3 separate regions of the Mus musculus genome follow, and regions 1 and 2 are each linked to region 3. Evidence: chromatin loops called from intact Hi-C (ENCODE). Cell type or tissue: heart. All regions are shown on one strand. Region 1 overlaps Tbl1x (transducin (beta)-like 1 X-linked). Region 2 holds the start of Tbl1x (transducin (beta)-like 1 X-linked). Region 3 overlaps Tbl1x (transducin (beta)-like 1 X-linked).

The links. Hi-C counts contacts between places; a loop is a spot of excess contacts. Peaks named below come from ENCODE experiments on the same cell type or tissue, not always from the same donor. Only the 100,000 strongest peaks of a DNase experiment are listed, where the experiment ranks them.
Region 1: a loop joins it to region 3, with 2.6 times the contacts of the local background. A loop is called at or near these places in 2 of 42 quality-filtered maps.
Region 2: it touches region 3 in a loop (2.8-fold over the local background); 8 of 42 quality-filtered maps call a loop at or near these places.

Annotation. Positions count from the first base shown.
Region 1 is chrX:77,545,589-77,548,088 of GRCm38, forward strand. The region is part of intron 1 of Tbl1x (transducin (beta)-like 1 X-linked); the gene reads left to right. Among named protein-coding and RNA genes, the nearest start is that of Tbl1x, 36 kb to the left of the region's middle. In heart, a CTCF peak has its summit at 1,082 (motif pointing right); no DNase peak of the experiment used is centred here.
Region 2 is chrX:77,509,488-77,511,987 of GRCm38, forward strand. It overlaps Tbl1x (transducin (beta)-like 1 X-linked), which reads left to right and starts at 1,740. Exons shown (of 16, transcript NM_020601.2): 1 at 1,740-1,782. In heart, CTCF peaks have their summits at 1,434 and 1,634; DNase peaks (open chromatin) are centred at 604, 1,344 and 2,284; H3K4me3 peaks cover 2,500 bases; H3K27ac peaks cover 2,500 bases.
Region 3 is chrX:77,619,011-77,621,510 of GRCm38, forward strand. All of the region lies in intron 1 of Tbl1x (transducin (beta)-like 1 X-linked), which reads left to right. The region is part of intron 2 of Gm52447 (a long non-coding RNA gene); the gene reads right to left. Among named protein-coding and RNA genes, the nearest start is that of Gm52447, 22 kb to the right of the region's middle. In heart, a CTCF peak has its summit at 1,453 (motif pointing left); no DNase peak of the experiment used is centred here; H3K27ac peaks cover 569 bases.

The DNA.
Region 1 (2,500 bases), 73 kb before region 3:
GGGTGATCTTTGCCTCATGAAGTCCAAGAGCTAAAGCAATATAGTTGTTTATTCTCCTCCCCCCTCCTCCTTATTGTCTTATTGTGGTTGGTTTATTTTCTTTTTGAGACAGTACCTCACTATTATGTAGTCCAGGCTGGAGACTCCCCTGCCTCAGACTCCCAAGTGCAGGGATCCAAGATGTGCTTTGCTGGTTTGTAAAGTCCTTTCCTAATAGACATGCATGCTCTGTCCACACACAGTGTGGCAAGGAGGTTTCATGCTTTTATTGCAAGACACATGCCTTGGTATTGAGATTGAGTGACTGTGTGAGGGCAGGAGTGGCAGTACTTAATTTCAACAGCCACAATTGATGACATCCATAGCATAGGCATTTCTCACCAAGAATGTTAGATGTGTGCTGGCTGAGAGTTCAGCAACAGATACTAGCCACTAAAGCTGGTTCATTTACTGATTTGTGCAAGTGAGACACAGAATAGGAGTAGGAAGTTGGGGGGAGTGTCTTATGTGCATCTGTGGTGGCTTTGGGTTTAAGTAAGCAAGAATTTATTTTGTGTGTTGAGACAGGAAGTGGATTATTAGGGGTCTAGGTCTGGGAGAGGCTTAGGGATAAAGTTAATATGGTCTTTTGTGAGGTGGAATGAGGAAGGGGCAGATAGGCTAGCCTCAAGCTGGCAGTGCTGCTAAGGATGACATTAAGATCTCTTTTGAGGCAACTATTAGGTGAGAGTTTAGTAGCAGCAGTTTCCTGGAAAATGGTACGAAGGCAACTAACTGTCTTTTGCTGTTTATTTCTCACAGGCTGCACTGATCAGAAGGTGGCTTTGTTATGGATGATAAGGGCCAACCAATTAAAAGGGACAAAAGAAGCTTGCTAAAGGAGTATTACAGTCTAGATATAAAATTTAACAAATTACAGTTTGTTATGTTTATTCTTGGGTGGATAATAATAGATGAGGCAGGCTGGTGAGGTGGGATAGGAGCCAAGAGGCCCAGGAAAGTAGAAAGGTGAAGAGAAGCTTTGGTGGAACCATCCCCTCCTTTTCAACATGAGGACTTGGTCTGCCAGGGGAGGGCAGCAGTGTGGCCTCCTGACAGGAAAGTGAAACTGCACCTCAAGAGGACAGAAAAAGAAGAAAAATAATTAGAATTATAGCTGGGACATTTCCTTGGTCTTTGTTGTCAGCGTGAAAGTGCCTTAGGTGTGACACTGGAGCTGAGAGGATTGCACCACAGGAGAGATGCTCCTGATATATAGTTGGGGTAACTGAGGTGAGGGTAAGTGAGCACACTAGATCTCACAGCTCTGAGCTGTGGGGACACCAAGAGTGGGATGGTCAGAGGTGAGGTGGTATGATTTCTAAGCCTCTGGTTTTGGGATGGCATGGTGTTTTTTCAAATGCTAGGGTTTCATGCCATAACCGATGATAAGAAGCAGTATATGAATTCAACAGTGCCCTTGAGAGCCCAGAGGCCGTCAGTGCAGGGACCCCGTCATGTGTTTAAGAGCAACCTGCAGGAATGATAGCGTGTGAGCTGAACAAGTGTGAGGGCCTAAGCTCAGAGCCCAAGCATCTACAGCAAAAGCCAGAGGTGTACTCCCATTTCTGGGGATGACTGCACAGGAAGAGTGATACCTAGCCTAGCCAGGGATGGGGGGAAGGGGGAGGGGAAGGTGTAGGCATTGGAAGGAGGTAGAGGGGGGAGTTAGGGGACAACAATGACAATTAACTTGTTTCTGTGAGCAGATCCTGTCTCAAGGGGGATTGTGGAGGAGAGCACACCTTGTATTCTCCTCTTGCTGCAGTTGCATGTCAGTGTGTACACAAGCACAAAATATGTTGCAGTTGGAGGCAGTCTTTAAAAGCACAGGCTAATCTGTCACCTGTTTTTGTACAGATAATGAACCAGAAAGGCTTTTATACTTTTTTTGTTGTTGTTGTTTTGTTTTTTCGAGTTTCTCTGTATAGCCCTGGCTGTCCTGGAATTCACTCTGTAGACCAGGCTGGCCTCGAACTCAGAGATCCACCTACCTTTGCCTCCCAAGTGCTGGGATTAAAGGCGTGTGCCACCACTGCCCGGCTGGCTTTTATACTTTTATCTGATGAGTGTAGTGTGTATATTTGGAGGTGAGCTGGAAACCATGTGACCGGTTAAAGTGATGTAGATATCTAAAGTCAGCATTTGTACATTGAGTTTCACAGGAACATGGTTGTACTGTGTGTGTGGCTGTCTTGTTACAAAGGGTGTTGTGAGGGTTGTGACAAACCAACTTGACTGCTTAGGGAAATCTGTGGTGTTTACTGTCTAGGCTGGGGGAGACAGTTCAATTCATATAGTGCTTGCTGTGCAACAATGAGGATTTGAGATACAGTCCCAGAACCTTTGGATCTCTGGGGCTTGCCTACCCTGCCTAGTGAGCCCAGATCCTAGAGAGAGATCCTGTCTTAAAAAACAAGATGGATGGCACCCAAGGAAAAATAACACCCAAGACTGTTCT
Region 2 (2,500 bases), 110 kb before region 3:
CTCAGGAGCCCAAGAGCTAAGAAGGGCAGGCTCAAGGGAGCCCTACCAAGTCCTTTGGGGGTGGGGGTGCTTGAATGGCAGCTGATAGCTAATAAGCCTGTGTACTGCTGATTCACAATTATGGAGACTGTGTAAGTGTGGATTTTTTATTGATGCGCTCTAATAACTGTGTACCAACAGTCGTTTGACATATTTGACGTTTCGTAGAAATATTTTGCAAGGTAAATTTGAGGTCCGCCTTTTTGATGGAGAACCGGCCCCTTAAAAACTCGCCCCAGGTTCTCCCCTCCACCCCCAACTACCAGAGCAACAAATGCCTAGTGTTCAAGGAAGGAGCAAGTGAGGTTAGGGTTTAAATTGCGGAGTGTTACTGGGCGCTTAGCACCGAGCTCATTAGAAGCCTAAGGGAGGGGCAAATTGATTTTAAAAATACTCAGCAAGGCAGACACCAAAGGTGCTGAGGAGGAGGGCCGAATATTTATTTAATTGAATTAAAGGCGGGAGTATGGGGGGAAATCGTCACCGATGTGGAAGAGAGGAAGCGCCAGGGCTGGGCCTTACCAGCCTTGGCAACAGAAAACACTTTGCCAGCGCCTGCGGTTTCAGGCCTGGGGGTGGGGATTTACAGATTTGAGGGCCCCAGTACCCTAACATAGTCCTCCATAGTCCCAGCTTATTTGTGCCTTAGTCTTGTGTTAAAGCGTCTCCCCTATGCATTTCTGACTATTGGCCGAGAGGTGTTTTGCAAAGGTCATGGCTGCGCCCGAGTCCTCAATTTTTGCGGTGGGCGTAAAGGCAACTGGGGAGGGGGATGCTTTATGTCGTTAATTTTGAAGAAGATGCGCTTGGAGATGGTGTTACACGAGAACCTTCTAGGCTAGCTGGGCGGCTTCATCTTTTGAGGTGGGGGAGGGTAACACTTTCAGTGGCTTGGGTTACCATTCCCTCTTTAAATCTTCAGGGTGGCCCTTGTTCCCATCCCCCCTCCTCCCGAGCCACCTTGGCGTGAGGGGTGTGGGATTGAGTATCCGTGTAGGGGCCCTGTTCCCCCCTCATTCCTCTCTGAGCCTGGTAGGGGCCTGGTTGGGGCCCAGAGGGCAATGCTCAGGCTTCCCTCCTCCACCTTGGGCTTGGGGCGGGGAGAGGTGGGGGTGGGGAGGCTTTAGGGTGAAGAACTGTGCCGAGATGTAAGTCTTTTCCCTGCCCCCGGGGGGCTGGGTCTGGACTTGGTCCGGGGAAGGGCGGGCCTGGCGTCCTAGCCCTTACTGGGGGGAGGGGCTGCCGCGTGGGGACGCTGCCCCCCCAAGGAGCTCGGGGAGGGGCCGGCGGGCACGCGGTGGGGGAGGGCAGGGCTGTAGAGAGCCTCTTCCAGGTGTCTGGGGAGGGCGGCGCGCTGTCGACCCTCTTGGCACGTCTCCCAGCCTGGGTAGGCTTGCTCGCGTCCGCTCCCAGCGGAGGTCACTGGCCGTGTCGGTCCCTCCCGCCGTCCCGCCCTCTCCCGCCGCCGCCGCTCCCAGCCCAGCCCCCCCCAGTCTCGACGCTCGGGAGCGACAAGCCGCCAGCGCCCCCGCCCCGCCGCCGCTGCAGCGCCCTCCGGCCGCCATTCGCCACCGAAACTTTCCAGCGCTAGCTCTTCTCGTGGACTAGGTGGCGGGCCAGGGGTAGCGCGCGGCTGCTCCGGGGCGCTTGGCCCTCGTCGGCCTCCGCGCGGCCCGGGGTTGGTGACGGTGGACCCGCCAGTACGCTGAGTGCGCGGCCACAAGTTGCACGGCTCGCGGCGAGGTGAGTACACGCCGGGCAGGGGCTCAAACTTCTCGGGCCGAGGGGCGCGGTGGTGACCCCAATCGCGGGCCCTGAAGCTTCAGGAGGGGCAAGTTCCCGTGTGCCCCCCCAACCCCAGGTTGGGCGCGCTCCCTGCACGCCGAACAATACCTCTGGGGCGGCCGCTCCCCGAAGTGGCCGCGCGCGCGGGGGGCGGGAAAGGCCTGGGTGCGCCTTTGTTTTGGGGAGAGGGAAAGGCAAGTTTAGGGACGCTCTGCAGTTCGTCCCAGCATCTCTTTGTCTGAGGCTCCAGAGGGGGTTGGCTGGGCTGACCCGCGTCGCCCTGGGACTTGGGGGCCGCGCGGGATCCCCTTGTGGGGGAGGGGAGCCTCATTCATCCTCGAGGCGCGGGCCGGCGCTCCCGGAACACGGTGGACGCGCGGCGGCGCGCGGGGGATAGTGGCTGGCCCGTTTGTGATCAGTTTCCGAGGCGCAAACTGTCAGGGAAGTCCGGGAGCCCCCTCCCCATACCTACTCCCAGGCCTGGTCTCGGGGACCAGGGTGTGTGTGGGGGGGTGACAACGACGGAGGGCGGCTCCTCTGGCTAGGTGAGGGAGAGGGACCGCCCAGTACGGCCTGGGGAGGGTGTAAACCTGTTGCTTTGGGGCTGGGGAGGGGTTCTCCAGATCTGCACTCACCCACATCCTCGTCTTAGGAATTTCCCTTACGTAGAGAAGGG
Region 3 (2,500 bases):
ATGCCCCACCCCACCCCACCCCACCCAACCCCACCCCACCCCACCCCACATGTGCAGATGCATCTATGAGTGTCTTTGGGGAGGCCAGCAGTTGGTATTGGAAGTCTTCCTCGGTTGTTCTCTGCACTATTAATTGAGGCAGTCTCAGTTGAACTTCTTGCCTTGCCTTGGGGATCATTCCCCTGTCTCAGCTCATAAAACCCCAGAGTTAGAGGCAGGCCAACCCACCTACTCAGAATTTATATGAGATCTGGAAACCTGAACTCCTGTCTTCAGGTTTGCATTTCAAGCCCTTTATCCACTGAGCCATCTCTGTAGGCCTCAGAACAGCTAAAATTTATATGAGTCAAAGAGCTCAAAGGTGCAAGGTCAGCTCACTGTCGACTATTTGCTCATAACTTTTTATTCTGACACCCACAGCTTCTACCTGCATGCAGCTTGATCTAGTATCTAAGGAAACTTAGAATAATTTATTATATTAAAAATAACTTCAAAGAAAACGGCCTTTTTATTTTTCCTTGGGGATGACTTTTCTTCTGCCAGAACTCTGAGATTATTAATGCATTTCAAACTGGTCAAAGTGGGAGAAAGATGCTGAGAGCATAGAACTAAAACAGGGATTATATAGCCTTGAAAACATTTACCTTTGGAGGCTGGAGAGATGGCTCAATATGCCTGTAACATCAGAACTGTGGGGGCAGACATAAAAGGATTCCAGGGGATGGCTGGCTGTCAGCCTAACTCCGACTTCAGCGAGAGACTCTGTCTTAAGGGAATAAGGGCGAAAATGATAGGACTCTCAGTGTCCTCCCCGGCCTCCATGTACATTTGGGGGCATACATACACATTTAGACATAGGTTACACACAGAGATTTGAAGTGCTTTGTCATCATTGCCAGCTACCATTAACATGTTTCAGAGTCTGAAGTCTCCATTTATGCACAGTTTTCTTCATCCAGTAGGAATTGGAAATCAGCCACAAATGAGAAAGTCGAAAGAAACTAGTACATTTATATTATAATATCTGGCCCTAGGTTAAATGAGTACTGAAGCTTTCTTTTCACTATATAGTACCATCCATGATTTTTAACTTTATCTAGAGACTGGAGAAATGGCTCTGCAGTCAAGATTATGTCCTATTTTTACAGAGGACCTGAGTTTAATTTCTACCACCTACCATGGTAACTCACACACTGTAACTCCAGTTCAGGGGATCTGATGCCCTCTTTCGGTCTCAGAAGGCACTGTGCACATCACATGGGCATATACATGCAGGCGCAGCACCATATACAGAAAATAAAAGTAAATCTTAAAAAGAATTAGTTAGTGGGACTAGAGTGAACACTTTTTAAGATCATTGGCTGCTCCTACTGAGGACCTATGTTCTATTACTAGAACTTATGTGGCAGCCCACAAATTGTAACTCCAGTTCTAGGCAATGTGACACCATCTTCTGGCATCTACAGGCACTGCACATACATGATGCACAAACATGCAGGTAAAAATACACTTACACATAAAAGTGAAATTTACCTGGTATATTCCAATTAATCTAATTTCCATAAATGCCCCCTTTCCTATATATTAGCCATGTGAACAGTGTTTAGATTTTGCATGTCATTTTTGTTGTGTGTCTACAGTTACAGTGATGATTTGGTCTGGCTTGAAACTCTCAGGCTCCTTTTTGAAACTAGGCAAACCAACTCATAAAATGGAAAATACTTTTCAAATGGAAAGTTGTTCTATTTTTAGGCAGGGGTTAGTGTTAAACTAGGACAAGTTTGTGGTTATTAATGGATTTGGAAGTGGTTCGGGAAGAAAAATGCTGTAGACATGTAATTTAAAAATTTGTTTGTGAACCAATTAGAGAAGAATTTCATGACTGAAAAGTTCGCTTTTTCATGTGTGCATTTCATGAGCTTCCAGTCATGTATTTTCAGTGAAAATTTTACATCCAAGTTGAGATTTGGTGAATGTGAAAAATGAAGACACATTTGTTAGTCTTGGAGCTTGAGTAATAGGAAAAAGAAATGCAAAAGGCATTAATACTATTTTGGCTGTTTCTGATGTTGAGATGAGGTCTTACTATGTAGCCCAGACATCTCCTCAAGAGCTGTCTGCCTCAGCCTTCTGGATGCTGTAATTATAAACTAGGCAAACAACTTGAATCCTACTAGGTAAAGCATATACCTTGCATGTCACTTGGCATGTCATGATTCTCAGGACAAAAACCTGATCAAAGAAAAAACAACAATGTGATATTTGTGTTTTATTGTGACTGTTCCCCAAAGAAGCATACAGCATAAATGTTAAAATATTGGTGAAACAAGGACAGAACCTAGGATCTCAAGCATAGAATATGATCACTCCGCTACTGATCTGTACTCCCAGCTCTCTCATCATAATTTTAGTATTATTTTGGAGTGCTACAATTTTGAACTGTGTAATTTAAAAATTGTGTAGAATGTCATTTATCTTTGCTTGGTTGAAGAAAAGAACA